5 separate regions of the Homo sapiens genome follow, and all the other regions are linked to region 3. A link is a contact called in ENCODE Hi-C or POLR2A ChIA-PET data. All regions are on one chromosome and are shown on one strand. Each heading gives the region's core, a stretch centred on a gene start or an enhancer-like site at or near the end of the contact. The rest is flanking DNA. Distances are from core to core; before and after follow the strand shown.

Region 1 (2,700 bases), core at 115-2,614, 890 kb after region 3:
GCAAGAAGACCAGAATTTTAGAGATAGCTGATGGTGATGATTGCACAATATGAAATGAATGTACTTTGTTGTTGGGGTTTTTTTGTTTTGTTTTGTTGTTGTTGTTGTTGTTTTTTGAGAGGGAGTCTCGCGCTGTCGCCCAGACTGGAGTGCAGTGGCAAGATCTTGGCTCACTGCAAGCTCCGCCTCCCAGGTTCAAGCCATTCTCCTGCCTCAGCCTCCCGAGTAGCTGGGACTACAGGCGCCCGCCACCACGCCCGGCTAATTTTTTGTATTTTTAGTAGAGACAGGGTTTCACCGTGTTAGCCAGGTTGTGTTTTTGTTTTTTTTTTTTTTTTTCAGACGGAGTTTCGTTCTTGTTGCCCAGGCTGGAGTTTAGTGACTGTTGGAGTGAGTGAGCCATCTTGGCCCACGGCAACCTTCGCCTCCCAGGTCAAAGGCTTTTCCTGCCTCAGCGTCCTGAGTAGCTGAGGCTACAGGCATGGGCAACCACGCCTGGCTAATTTTAGTATTGTTAGTAGAGACGGGGTTTCACCATGTTGGCCAGGCTGCTCTAGTACTCCTAGGCTCAAGCGATCCGCCCACCTCGGCCTCCCAAAGTGCTGAGATTACAGAAGTAAGCCACCTTGCCCAGCTCCTTTGTATAAATAAATGATATTGATTTTCTTCTTGCAGCTCAGGAATTAGATCTGTTATTAGAATTTGCTTAAATTTAAGAAATGGCTGGGTACTGTGGCTCACCGCTGTAATCCCAGCACTTCGGGTTGCCGAGGCAGGCGGATTGCTTGCGTCCAAGAGTTCGAGGCCAGCCTCGGCAACACAGTGAGACCCGCCCGCTCTCTGCACCACTCCTTCCCCCCCTCCTTTCCCCGTCTCTACAAAAAATACAAAAATAAATAAATTAGTCCGGCATGGTGGTGACTGCCTGTGGTCCAGCTACGCAGGAGGCTGAGGTGGGAGGATCGCTTGAACCCCGGTGGTCGAGGCTGCAGGGAGCCATGATCGCGCGCGCCACTGAACACCAGCCTGGGCGACAAAGCAAGACCTTGTCCCAAAATAGATTAAATAAATAAATAAATAAATTTAAGGAAAAAGCAACTTGATTCGAAGATAAATAGTGATAGTGCAAGTGGTGCCGAACTAACGATAAATTTGGAAAACAGCGGCCCACGCGCAGAGCCCGTCCCAATTCTGGCAGCCTTTGGATTTGGCTTCCACGTTTTCCAGATTTCCCTCGGCCTCTAGCTCGCTTGCGTCAGAGGGGCCCCGAGGGGCGGCCCACCCGCTAGCCCCGCCCCCAACCGCTCACCGCCCCGCGAGCCCCGCCCCCTCGGCCTCCTCCTCATCGGCCGCCGTTGCGCGGCGCAGAGCGGCAGCAAGATGGCGGCGCAACAGCGGGACTGCGGGGGTGCTGCGCAGCTGGCGGGGCCGGCGGCGGAGGCTGACCCCCTAGGACGCTTCACGTGTCCCGTGTGCTTAGAGGTGTACGAGAAGCCGGTACAGGTGCCCTGCGGACACGTGTAAGCGGCGAGCCCGGGCCTGGTCGGGGGGCGCTTAACTGGGAAGGGAATGGAGCCGAGGAGCGAGATGGGTCTCAGGGCGGGAGCCAGAGGACCCACCCAGAGGGGCCTCCCGGGGGTGTCCCCCGGGGCTCCTAAGGGCCGTGAAAGCTGCCGGGGCGCTCTTCTGTCCCGCCCCGCTCACTCCTAAGTATCCCGTTCCTCCGCCCGTCTTAGCGGGGCAGCTGCTGTCTGTTGAGCGCCTGCGATGTTCCAGGCGGCCTGTCAGTCTCCTTCCCACACGTGATAGTGGACTCGTGCCCTGCGGGGACTTTAGGCTCCGAAGTCCGCCCTTGGAGAGCCGACGTTTCCTTTCTAGTCCACGTCGCTCTTAAAGCATAGGACATTTGGCGTCGTGTCTAGCTGTGGCGAGTTATTCTACTGTGCACTAAAGTCGGGAGAAACGCTGAACTAGACTAAAACAACAAAAGGGAAGTCTTTATGGGGATCTGGCCAGTTTGCCCTTAGCTGTGAAAGGGGGGTGGGAGTTGGCAGATGGGATTGTTAGCATTCTACTTCCTGTGTAGGAGGTTTGTTTCTTTCAGTTTTCAATTAAGCCTTCATGACCTGAATATTGTGAATAGAGTGGTTATAATGATTAAAGCAGATATGTGTATAAATGTCCAGTCCAGGTCCTGGGCTGTGGCCGGGGCTTTCGAGGTTGGTCAGGTTGGTCGATTTGAATCTAAGCCTTGTTCCATCAGACGCACAAACACATCTGAGTTGAAAGAATTGTAGACAACGTGGCCACCTGCTTCTTGCCTCAGAATTGGCTTTTCCTCTGGCCCCTCTCAGTGCTTATCGTGGGATCACCTTGGCATTGGTCTTGGCAGCGGGCACAGTAGCCATTGCACTCCATGGGCATTATTCTATAGCCACCCTGCAGCGGGGGAGGGTTGGCAGCCATTTTACAGGTGAATACACTGAGGGTCCGAGGCTCTCTTAGGGAAGGGTCACCGTGGCCTAGCTCTTCCCAGATGTACTGCAGGTGACCATTTCAGTAGTCCAGAGAACAGTGCTTGGCACCTAGCTGGCTGCTTTTTGCTTCATCATGTTGCTTTAGGCTATTCATCTTTGCAATTCGGTTAGCCTGGAACTCTTCCCCCCACCCCTCCCTTTTCAGGCTTCAAGTCCCAGGTTA
Region 2 (2,700 bases), core at 94-2,593, 770 kb after region 3:
AGAATTAACTGATTTATTTACTCAATGATTATTTATTATTGAGTGTCTACTATGTGCCAGGTACTGTTGTAGGCATTGCAGATAAAATGGAGAACAAAACAGACAAAAATTTCTGCATTCATGAAGCTTCCGTTCTCATGGAGGGAGATGGTTAACAAACAAGTGTATGAGTAAAACATATGGTAGGTTAGGTGTCATGTGGAAAAATAGTTTAGGGAAGGCGGGGGGCCTTGGATTTTAAGTAGGGTGGTCAAGGAGGTCTAACACACAAGATAAGGGTTAAATAAAAGGCCAAACGTAGGAGAGGTGGGAGCCAAAGAGCTACCCAGAAGAAGAGCATTCTAGATAAAGGCTCAGTAAGTGCAACGGTGGAAGTATTCCTGGTGAGTCTGGGACAATAGTGGAAAGTCAAAGTGTGTGGGAGGGGAGATATAGAGCCCCATGCCCCCCTCCCACACACTTCAGAGGGGAAAAGGGGGCAGGATTGAGTCCTGTACATTCCCCACGTTTTTTTTTTCTCTGGAGATTGGAAGCCATTGGAGGGTCTAAGCAGAGGAGTGATGAGTTAAGCTGCTGTGTGGAAGTCCGTAAGGAACAGGGGTGAGTCAGAGACCCTGAATGGAGCCGTTGCAATTATCCAGATGAGATAGAGTGCCTTGGATCAGGAAGGGAGGTAGCAACAGAAGCGGCCAATAAAGTTCAAAGTCCTCAGCCCCAGTCCTCCCGATGGGGGTCTCACCTACCCCTCTCACCTCACCTTGTTCCTCCCTGCATCCCCACCCCACCGGTCACTGCTAGGCACATAGAAGCATCTACTAAGCATGTGGTGAATCAATGAACCCCTTAATGAATGGTCCACCCCTAGATCATCAGCATCCTTTTTAACGCTAGGCATATAGTCTGAACTCAACACATGTTTACAGATGGAATGCTGCACAGTCCTGCCAAGTCCAGGCGGTTATTCCTCTCCACAGCCGAAGGAAACTAAGGCTCGGGTGGGGAAGTGTCCCCCTGGGGTCTCTCCGCTTAGGCTGCAGGCTGGGCATCCTTTTTCAAACTCTTTTAGCACAGCGAAGTCGAGGGCACTGGGTGGAGGGTGCTTGCTTGCCCTCAGGGTGAGTCACAGTGACCTCAGAGGAGTTTCCCCAAAACGTCCCCGCCCTGTGATGGGGAAAAGCCGGAATCTCTCGGTCCCAGGTGGTCATGTGGCCCAGGCCGGACAAGCGTCCCGAAAGCCCCGGGAGAGACTAAGAAGCAATCCTCCCACGCGCTTTCTCCCACCCTCGGGCCACTGAGACGGAGGGACAGAGGGCCGCCCTCGCGCGGCCGAGGCCCCGCCTCCCGCTCGCCCGCCCGCGCCTCCAGCGGAAGCCGGAAGCAAAAGCGGGTCCTGCTAGCCCCGCGGCTCCGAACTCGGTGGTCCTGGAAGCTCCGCAGGATGGGGGAGAAGATGGCGGAAGAGGAGTGAGTGGGCTTTTTCCCGGGCGGCGGAGGCGGCGGGGCTGGGCCCCGGCGGGTGACAGCGAGCGCCTCAGGCCGCCCTCCGGCCCCGGAAGGCGGAGCTTCTTTTGCTGGTTGGCCAGGACTGACCAAGCCGGTGCCTACGAGGAGGGCGGGATGGGCGGGCCTGGGCCCAGGTGGGCCTTGCTTTCCCCTGGAGATCGGTCCCTCGAGCTGGGAATCTACTGCCCAGCGCAGGCCCGGAGAGCTGTCTTGCGGAAAATACAAACCATATTTACTTTCCCAGTTTTCGGTAATCTCATGGTTACTGAGCCCTCTTCCGCCTCCTCCAGGAAGTCGTCCGGGTTCTCCACACCCACCTCCTACGTAGCCAGTCGCCTCCTGTATAACGATCAGTTTTCATGTCTTTCTCCTTCACTAAGTTTCATTTAGTCATTAACTGTTAGCCATCTACTCAATTCCAGGCCCTGGGCAGGTGGTAGGAAAGGAGGCCGACCAGGAGCCGCTCTCTGGGAGCTTCCATTCTAGTGGGAAAAGAAGACCATAATTAGTCAAGGTGGTTTCAGATCGTGATTAATTAACGTTATTTGTGCCTAGTGTTCCATTATTGGAACGCTAAGCATGTGGGAGTTATTTATATCCTACTGCTCAAGGTCATCGCCAAGGTCTGATTTTTCTCACGTCTGCAGTTCTAAAAATTGCAACCTCTGGCATGAATGGGTTAAGTGTTCTGAAGGAAGCAAAATAGAGTTAAGGTTGGGGAGTCCACTCAGGAAAAAGTGACATTCAGCAGAAACTTGAATGACCAGAATGAGGGATAGGAGAAATAACATCAGGTTCAAAAGGCCTGGCTCAAGAAAGAGTTTAGTGCTTTTGAGTGACAGGCAGCATGGCTGGTGTGTAGAGAGGAAGGGGGTTAGCTGGACAAGGGGAGATGGGGAAGGACGGGCTGTGTCCTCCAGGTACTTTTGGGCAAGTCCAAAAGTCATCTCCATACCTGCAGGGCAGAGTCTGTTGCAGATTGTAGATGCCCTATCACTGTTTGTGGAATGAGTATGTGAAGATGAATAAGGAACCCCTTCATTGATACTGGAGTCCTTCACCTGATAACTTTTCAAATATATTTCTTGGCCATGTGGGGGTCATTTCATGTAATCAGTTATTTATTGAGCAGCTGCTCCATCCCAGACACTAAACAGCCTCAGCAGCACAAAATAAAAGAGGCAATATAGCCCAGCG
Region 3 (2,883 bases), core at 125-2,624:
CCCAGCACTTTGGGAGGCCAAGGCTGGCGGATCACAAGGTCAGGAGTTCAAGATCAGCCTGGCCAATATGGTGAAACCCCGTGTCTACTAAAAATACAAAAATCAGCGGGGCATGGTGGCGGGCACCTGTAGTCCCAGTAACTTGGGGGGCTGAGTCAGGAAAATTGCTTGAACCTGGGAGGCAGAGGTTGCAGTGAGCTGTGACAGCACCACTGCACTCCAGCCCTCCAGCCTGGGCGACAGAGCAAGACTCTGTCTTTAAAAAAAAAAAAAAAAAAGAAAAGCCCTTGCTGTATAGAATCCCTTAGGTTATGGATGGGGAGGAGGGCAGGGGTTTAGGAGGGGAGAAGCGGAAGGAGGAACAAAATAAAGAAGAGACAATTAGTTGGAGAGTGATAAATACCATAATGATATCATGGAACTAGGCTTACCAGATCAAACACTGGGCACCCAGTTCAATGTGAATTTCAGATAAGCAATGCATGATTTTTAAGTATAAATATGTCCTACACAGTATTTATACTAGAAAATTATAAATTTTTTTCTAAAATTTACATTGACCTGGGCAGCCTGCATTTTATTTGCTAAACCTGGCAACCCTAATTTGTGTGCTGGGTGGTGGTGAGTGGGCAATTTCAGATAGGCCTCTTTTGTGGAGGTGACATTTGAGCTGGAACCTAAATGTAAAGAAGGAGCCAATCATTCAGGAATCTAGAACATCCCAGCACAGGGAACAGCAAGTATAAATGCTCTAAAGTGGAAATAAGCTTGGAGCTTAGAGGAACAGGAAGAAGGTGGGGTGGCGGAGCTGAGTGAGGGTGAGGAGAGGAGGGAAGCGGAAGGTGATGAGGGCAGGCAGGCTGGCAGGGGCCAGATCCCATATGGTTTGTGGGCTGTAATAAGAGTACCAAAACTTACATACCAGGCCAGGCGCGGTGGCTCACGCCTGGAATCCCAGCATTTTGGGAGGCCAAGGTGTGCGGATCACTTGAGGCCAGGAGTTCGAGACCTGTCTGGCCGTGTCTCCCTCTAAAATAGAAGCTCCAAGAGGGGCAGGAAGTTCTCTTCCGTCTTAGACCCTATGTGCACGACCTTGGATCGATCAACATTGAACACCTCCTACGTGCCAAGCCCTGACATCAAAATGGGTCAGAAGCCAGCAGCCGCTCGCTGAATCTGTGTTCCTCTTTGGAAAACGAGAACCGTGAAGCCTGCTGGCATGGTCAGAGCCAAAGAGCATTGTCACTTGTGAGATCAGCGCAGAAACAGAGCGGGGCCCCGATTGGCCCTTCGAACTTGGGTGGGGCCAGAGCATTCCTGGCCCCGCCCCCTGCAGCGGGCCGCTCGCTCATGCGCTCTGGCCTCAGGCTCGCTGTCGCGCCATTTTGCCGGGGTTTGAATGTGAGGCGGAGCGGCGGCAGGAGCGGGTAGTGCCAGCTACGGTCCGCGGCTGGGGTTCCCTCCTCCGTTTCTGTATCCCCACGAGGTGAGGCGCGGGGCGTGCACGGCCTACCAGAGTGGCTCTTGGGGCCCAGCTGAGGAAGGGATGAGGCGCTCCCGGTACTAACGAGCGCTAGGGAGTGAGAACCGCGCCTCTGGGCGAGAGCGGAATGTGGGCCCGGGGTTCGGGTGGTGCGCTCAGGCAAGGTCTTCGGCTTCCCTAGGGAGCGCTTGCCGCGCCTCGCGGCATCCTAGGTCTCTGGCCCAGGTGCGGCGACCCCAGGGCCTGTGAGGGCTGAGGGCAACTGAGGCGCGGCCTAACGCGAGCCTGCGGATTGCCCGCCCTTTCCTCTCCATCACGGCGCTGATTGGCTGCGCCGCCGCCTCTCCGCTCGGGAAGGCCGCTCCTTATTGGTCGCGCTCGCATGTCCATTCTCTGCGACGGTGGCTGCTAGCCGCGCGAGCTGAGTGTGCGGCGGCGAGGCCTGCCCGGGCGGGGACTGCGGGCGCGTGGAGCTGCGGCTGCCTCGCGTCGTCCCTTGCCCTAACTCTAGTGAAGCCCCCGAACTCACCCTTCTCTAACCTCTGTACTTGTATCCCTGACTGTAAAACGGGCATCGTGATCTCACTTTGCTGAATTGTTTGTGAGAATTCTAGTCGGTACACCCGGGACATAGAAATCCCCTGTAACGCGGGTTGGGGGAGGGTTCCCTCGTTTTGGGAGAAACGCTGTGCTGTGGTGGTTCGGAGCATAGACTTTGGAATTAGATCGCCTGGGTTCATTCCAGACGTAGCCTCTCGTTAGGGGTGTAACTTGAGGCTGGTCACCTCATCTCACTGAGCCTCCATTTCCTTAGCTGCAAAATGGGGTTAATAACAGAATCTACCTCGGAAAGTGGCTTTGAGGATGCGCTGAGTTATTTACCGTGGTTTACAAAGGTTCCCTGGGAGCTGACGGTTGTTTATTCATCTCTCCCACCCATCTTTCTCCTTAGCCAGTGTGGCTTTCTGTTTCTTCCATATTCCAGGGTTATTCCGATTTAAAATTATTTGCACATGCCTTTTGTTTGCTGGGGAAGTACCAACATTTTTGCAAGGCAGGCCGCCTCTCCCAAGTTTCCCTCACCTTAGGCCTCCCCTAACCAACCTCTTCTTTTGTTTTCTTTTTCTTTTTCTTTTCTCTTTTCTTTTTTTTTTTTTTTTTTTTTTTTTTTTGAGAGAGAGAGTCTCGCTCTGCCTCCCAGGCTGGAGTGCAGTGGCGCGATCTCGACTCACTGCAACCTCCGCCTCCCGGATTCAAGCGATTCTCCTGCCTCAGCCTCCCGAATAGCTGAGACTACAGGTCTGAGACTACACGCCACCACACCCGGCTAATTTTTGTATTTTTATTAGAGACGGGGTTTCACCATGTTGATCAGGCTGTCTAATCAACCTGTCTAGGAC
Region 4 (2,839 bases), core at 325-2,824, 870 kb after region 3:
ACAGCCCAGCGACAGAAGCTGCTAATTTCTCCAAGCAACCCAAGGATTGGAACGCCAAGCCGTGCCAGTCTGGTGGAAAAAAAAAAAAAAAAAAACCCAAAAAACAAAAAAACAGCACTGTGAATATCCTGAACACAGAGACAGGCAGGTGCCCAGAGTCAACGGCTCCAGTCAGCACCTCCTGCACCCACAATCTAGGTACCTTCTTGAAAAGCAAGTCAATGGAAAAAGAGATATTGCACAGTCAGGGAGCCAGTGGCTTCTTTAGTTATTTTTTGAACATCTAAGAGGAAAGCTGTATCTGTTTAGAGTCCCACTGCATGGAAGTGAAGTGATTCCGAGTAGCTAAGCATTAGCTTGGCTTTACCTCAGCTGGCCCATTCAAGCAGAAATGTTCCCCAAGCAGCATTTGAAGGCGCCCCCTCTCTGCACAGGCAGACCTATTTTGGTCTGTGCACTGCCCCTGTCCACAGGTTTACACATCCCTGGTCTAGCTCCATCAGCCTCCAAACAGGAGACGGGGAAGTCAGTTCAACCCCCTCCACCTCCCCACCCACACCAATGCACTCGTTCCAAGCAAGAGGCTCCGAGAAACATCCAAGGCACCTTCCACTGGCTGTGAAACACCAGAAGGTCCCCACACTCCTACTAGATTCCAAAGAAATTCACACAGAGTCCTTCCAAACCTCTGAAAATAACCTCAGCGGTGCTGAAAGAAGCTTCCCTAGTGGCAGCTGCCTCTCTCGGAGAAGCTCTGAAGGAAGCTGTTTCCCTCCCTGCAGGGGACAGAAGCTGGCGGCTGCTAAGTCCCAGCTCGGTCATTCCTACAGCCTCGGGGGGCCACGTCAGTTGTGAAAAACAGCCCAGTCTCAAATTCTGGCCCCCCCTACGGCTTCGTGAATTGAATGAAGTAACAGGAACTATCACTTATTGGACGCCTGCTGTATGCCAGAGGCCCTGCATGATCTCATTCCATCTCCACTCCAGCCCTAGCAACCAGGTTCAATCACTTAAATAGGCAACTGAGGCTCTTAAGATGAAGTGACTTATCCAAGGTCACACAGTGAGTACAAACCCAGGTGTGCCGCCAGAGCCTGAACTGGGAACCCCTGCGCGGTAACTGCCTCGTGGCGAAATCGGGGTGTCCTTCTGTTTGGCCAGTCGCCGAAGAGGGGTGTTCCTCTTGGGCGGCCCTGAGCCACCCTCGGCGGGTCCCAGGAGCCTGCGAGGCAGCTCCCGGGAGAATGGGGGTCCTGAGGATAGGCTGGGGGTCCCGGGAGCGCCGAAACAGCGGGCCCACCTGTAGTCCTGCCTGCCGTGAGGGTACCCCGCTCCCGGGCCAGCCGAGCCCTGCCGCTGTCTGGCGCCCCCTCCGCCTGGGGAAGCCCCGAAGGCAGTTTCCGCCCGCGGCCGCCCGTCACTCACCCTGACACTGCCGCCGAGGACGGCCCGGCCGAGGGAAGCAAGCGAGAGGCGCGGCTGCCGCCGGAGCCGGGCCCCGTCGGGCTCTAGCCTCTCCGGCCGGCTGCAGGGGTACTGAGACCAGTACCCGGGGGCCAGCAGCGACCCGGAAACACTCGGCCCGGAAATGATGTCACCATGAGGCGGGCCCGAAGAGAGGGTGGACCACGGCTGCGCGCTGGCTCCGGGAAGCGGTCGATGCCCGCGGCCGACGGAGACTACAACCCAGAGGCGGAGGACAAAGCGGAAGGCCGAAGAGCGAGGACGAAACCGGCGGAACCGCACTTTGGAGCCTAACGAGCCATCGCTGCGTCTGAGACTGGGACCCGGAAGTAAACAGGCCGGACGTGACGCAAGCCGCTCGGCCTAGGGATGGTGGCTGGCCGGGTTGTCATGGAAACCGCTCAGGAGCAGGGAGCTGGGAGCTATGAGTGCTGACTGCGTGAACTCGGCCTCCACTTCCCGGACCTGCCACTTATCATGATCCACGAGCTGTACTCATGACTCCGCACAAGCAAGCAGGGGCTGACGGTCGGATCCCTCGCCCCCATTTTACGGACAGAAGTACCGAGGCTCAAAGAGAGCCAGTGAGATGCTGAAATCACGCGTGATTGGAATCCAGCCTTGCTAGGGCTGCGGGTGTTACGGGCCGTGGGCGGCGGTTAAGAGCGTGGGTTCTATTTTTAGTTTTGCCACTTACTAGCTGTGTGACCTTGGACAAGTTACCTAACCTCTCTGAGCCTCAGCTTTCTAACCTGTAATATTAAATAATAAAGCCAGGCGTGGTGGCACGCGACTGTAGTCCCAGCTAGTCGGGAGGCTGAGGCGAGAGGATGGCTTGCTCCCAGGTGTTCGAGACCAACCTGGGCAACATAACGAGGCCACGTCTCTTAAAAAAAAAAAAAAAAAAAAAAAAAAAAAAAAGCCGGGCACGGCGGCTCACGCCTGTAATCCCAGCACTTTCGGATAAACTATATATATATATAATCTGACATCCCCACCAGACCCTGAGCTTCTTATTCATCTATTTCCCCCCGAGCTCTGCACATGTCTGATGAGGAGGCACACAACAGATGTTCATTGATTGTAGGATTCTCACTCTGAGTCTTGGTGACCCCAGCTAAAACCGGTGGGGCTTGTGTGATGAGTCAGTGACACAATACTGGGAAACGTTTGGAGAACCAGCAATCTGCTGCTGTCCAAACAGTAGCATTACTGTGTTTACCTGTCGTTGCCTGAGCACCGCTCAAAGTCCCTGTGTTCTTTATCAGCTCATGTTTAAGCTCCTCTCTTAATTATCTGCAATGTGATGATGTTCACAGGAATTCCATCTGAGACAAACTGTCCCACCTTAAGTCTGCCTCTTACAGCAACTCAG
Region 5 (2,834 bases), core at 84-2,583, 550 kb after region 3:
GATGGGGCCTGGTGGGAGGTGATTGGATCATGAGGGCGGTTTCTCATGGTTTCACACCATCCCCCTTGGAGCTGTCATCCCAATAGTGAATTCTCATGCGATCTGCTTGTTTGAAAGTGTGCGGCACTTCCCCTCTCTCTTTCTTCCTCCTGCACCAGCCATGTGAAGATGCCTGTTTCCCCTTCAACTTCCGCCATGAGTAAAAGCTCCCCGAGGCCTCCCAGGAAGCAGATGCCACCATGCTTCCTGTAGAGCCAGCAGAGCTATGAGCCAATTATACCTCTTCTCTTTATAAATGACCCAGCCTCAGGTATTTCTTTATAGCAGTGTGAGAACAGACTCATAGTTTCCTTCATTGTACTTGTGACTTGATGAAATGATTCTGTTTGATTCTTTGCCGGGTTGTTGTCAGCTCCATAAGAAGAGGACTTTATCTTGTTCTCTGTGTACAAACACATAGTAGGTGCTCTGTAAGTACTTGTTGAACAAACATGTAAATGAATGAATGAATGAGAGCCAGTGTGATTTGGATGACTGCGTGCATGTGCTAAGTAAACTGTTTTCCATGATCTCTGGGGTTGTGTGTGTGTGTGTGTGTGTGTGTGTGTGTTCAGTTTGGTTTTTGCCACATCTTTATACCCTCTGTTCTATTACAACTTAGCATTTTTCTTTTTATATAAAGAAACTCATTTAAAGGAATCTTGACAATATCACTAGAAACAGAAAGCCAGTATCAGCACATACTTGCTATAAATAGCAAAAAAAAAAAAAAAAAAAAAAAAAGAAAAGAAAGAAAGAGAGAGAGAGAAAGAAAGGAAAACCCTATGCATATAAATTCCATGAAGATGTGAAAAAGTTATCAAATTCTCACAGGGTATGATTGCTACTGTAGTTTCTAAGCCTGAGGCTTTAGAAAATCGATACTCTCTTGAAAAAAAAAATTTAAGCCTGAGGCTGTTGTGTCTTTCTTAAAAAGGAGATTGGCAGGTGTCAGAGAGGTGTTCAAGACAAGTTAACTCCAACCCGAGGCTTTCTCAATGATCTTTCTCCAATTCATCCCAACACCCACTTGCCGCAGACCCTGTGGAAGGCCCCAGATCCAAACTCCCTTCCTGCTAACAGCAGCTGTCTGGGGAGATTTCCTTCCAGTTGAGCCATCCAAGGACTCCTCCCCAGCCCTTATCTGTGGAATGGAAAAAATACTAGCCCACACCTCATAGATTAAGAGAATCAAATGAGCTCATTTATAGAAAGCACATGGAACAATGACAAGCATGAAATAATAGTCACTGATGTTTACTGAGACTAACAGCATGTCACACCCAGTGCAAAATGCCTCACGTCCTCCCACAGAGTCTTCATAACAACCTTTAGCTCATGGAAGTACTATTTTTACCCTATTTGGCCAATGAAAAAGCAGAGGCCCAGGAAGGTGAAGTAACTTGTCCAAGGTCACACAGCAAGGAGGCAATAGAGCTGGGATTTGAACCCCGGCTGCCTGACTCCAGAGCTGTACAAAGCCAGATACCACAGAGGCTGGGTTATTGTTCGTCCAGACCCATGTTCCCACAGGTCCTCTCATCCCTTACCTGCTCCCTTTCTACCTTGTATTTCTATCCTCCTGCTCTGAGGAGATTCCTCTCCCTGAAGATGCTTGGGCTTGAGGGAACCAGGAGGAGAGGAGGTGAAGTTGGCCTGGATGACTCTGTGGTCAGGATCCTAATGACCCAGTAATTTTCCTCCAAGTCCAGTATTCTCAGGATTAAGTCCTAATCATCCATCTACCCACTCACCCACTCATTCATCCATCTGTCCATCCATCTATCCATCCATCCATTCATCCACTCACCCATCCATTCATTTACTTATTCATCTATTCTCCCATTCACCCATCCATCCACCCACCCACCCACACATCCACTTATTTACCCACCCATTTCATCCATTCTTCCATCCACCCATCTATCCATCTATCTATCCACTCACCTGTCTATCAATCCATCCATCCATTTATCCAGCCATCCATTCACCCACCCACCCATTCATCTGTCCTCAATCCACTCACCCATCCACTCATTTACTCACTCATTCATCTATTCTCCCATCCACCCTTTCATCCACTCACCCACCATCCATCCATCCATCCATCTACCCATGCATCCATCCATCCACCCATCCATCCATCCATCCACCCATCTACTCATTGACCCACTCATTTCACCTATTCTTCCATCCACCTATGTATTCATCCACCCACTCACCCATCTACTCATTCACTCACCCATTCATCTATTCTCCCATCTACCCCCATTCATCCACCAGTCCATCCATCCATCCATGTAACATTTACTGAAGGCTCACTACCTGCCTGCAAGGTTCAGGTGAGGGACAGAGCAGGACTGTACAGGTGTCTCTCAGCCTCTACCCTCCCTCATTCCTGCTTCCATCTTCTTCTGATCTGGGATAATTCCTCTCCTGGGAGATCCAAGGATGATGGGGAGCAAAAGGCGGTGGGGTGAGGGGTTGGGGCTTCGGCACTGCCTCTCTACTGAGGCCCCAGTCCCTTCTCTGTATGGACAAAATGGAAACTTGTGGTTTTTCTTCCTGCATTGAACCAGCAGGCTGAGCTGGGGCTGAACTCCTGGGACATTAAAAGGGGGTGAGAGGTGAAGATGCATCCAGGTGGGGGGTGTGTGTGTGTGTGTGTGTGTGTGTGTGTGTGTGTGTGAGAGAGAGAGAGAGAGAGAGAGAGAGAGAGAGAGAGGAGGTGGAGGGCGAAAGGCCTGTGCATCTCTGTCTCTGTCAGGCACACAGAGAATGGCAGTGGTGAGCCT

What was found. Hi-C counts contacts between places; a loop is a spot of excess contacts on that map. ChIA-PET counts read pairs that join two places held with the same protein, here RNA polymerase II (POLR2A). Pooled maps may share reads with other maps.
Region 1: a map of CD4-positive, alpha-beta T cell shows a loop between it and region 3 (5-fold over the local background). The contact joins the promoter of RNF114 here to the promoter of CSE1L in region 3. A Hi-C loop is called at or near these places in 1 of 168 maps with a recorded cell type or tissue (CD4-positive, alpha-beta T cell), 1 of 37 single-sample maps with no recorded cell type and 10 of 50 pooled maps.
Region 2: a loop to region 3 is called in a map of CD8-positive, alpha-beta T cell, with 30 times the contacts of the local background. The contact joins the promoter of SLC9A8 here to the promoter of CSE1L in region 3. A Hi-C loop is called at or near these places in 3 of 168 maps with a recorded cell type or tissue (CD8-positive, alpha-beta T cell and naive thymus-derived CD4-positive, alpha-beta T cell) and 10 of 50 pooled maps. POLR2A ChIA-PET finds 5 or more read pairs at or near these places in 2 of 52 experiments (T-cell and activated T-cell).
Region 4: a map of naive thymus-derived CD4-positive, alpha-beta T cell shows a loop between it and region 3 (9-fold over the local background). The contact joins the promoter of SPATA2 here to the promoter of CSE1L in region 3. A Hi-C loop is called at or near these places in 1 of 168 maps with a recorded cell type or tissue (naive thymus-derived CD4-positive, alpha-beta T cell), 2 of 37 single-sample maps with no recorded cell type and 8 of 50 pooled maps. POLR2A ChIA-PET finds 5 or more read pairs at or near these places in 1 of 52 experiments (SK-N-SH).
Region 5: a loop to region 3 is called in a pooled map, with 5 times the contacts of the local background. The contact joins the enhancer-like site here to the promoter of CSE1L in region 3. A Hi-C loop is called at or near these places in 5 of 50 pooled maps. POLR2A ChIA-PET finds 5 or more read pairs at or near these places in 2 of 52 experiments (activated CD4-positive, alpha-beta T cell and activated CD4-positive, alpha-beta memory T cell).

The regions. Positions count from the first base shown.
Region 1 is chr20:49,935,033-49,937,732 of GRCh38, forward strand. RNF114 (ring finger protein 114) reads left to right here and starts at 1,365. Exons shown (of 6, transcript NM_018683.4): 1 at 1,365-1,520. The coding sequence starts at 1,381. RefSeq lists silencers at 566-645, 1,212-1,401, 1,860-2,154, 2,440-2,700 and an enhancer at 1,014-1,619.
Region 2 is chr20:49,811,485-49,814,184 of GRCh38, forward strand. It overlaps SLC9A8 (solute carrier family 9 member A8), which reads left to right and starts at 1,344. Exons shown (of 16, transcript NM_015266.3): 1 at 1,344-1,464. The coding sequence starts at 1,439. RefSeq lists an enhancer at 1,023-1,162 and a silencer at 1,313-1,592.
Region 3 is chr20:49,044,938-49,047,820 of GRCh38, forward strand. CSE1L (chromosome segregation 1 like) reads left to right here and starts at 1,375. Exons shown (of 25, transcript NM_001316.4): 1 at 1,375-1,486. It overlaps CSE1L-DT (CSE1L divergent transcript), which reads right to left and starts at 1,119. Exons shown (of 2, transcript NR_110625.1): 1 at 923-1,119. RefSeq lists enhancers at 998-1,147, 1,698-1,767, 1,733-2,373.
Region 4 is chr20:49,913,955-49,916,793 of GRCh38, forward strand. SPATA2 (spermatogenesis associated 2) reads right to left here and starts at 1,575. Exons shown (of 3, transcript NM_006038.4): 1 at 1,426-1,575. It overlaps LOC105372653 (a long non-coding RNA gene), which reads left to right and starts at 1,868. Exons shown (of 3, transcript NR_134564.1): 1 at 1,868-2,131. RefSeq lists enhancers at 593-762, 1,557-1,616 and a silencer at 1,277-1,526.
Region 5 is chr20:49,590,190-49,593,023 of GRCh38, forward strand. No RefSeq gene overlaps it. Among named protein-coding and RNA genes, the nearest start is that of PTGIS, 23 kb to the left of the region's middle. Within about 2 kb of position 1,334, at least 6 of the 41 ENCODE cell types and tissues checked have a DNase peak (open chromatin) inside an H3K27ac peak, as active enhancers do.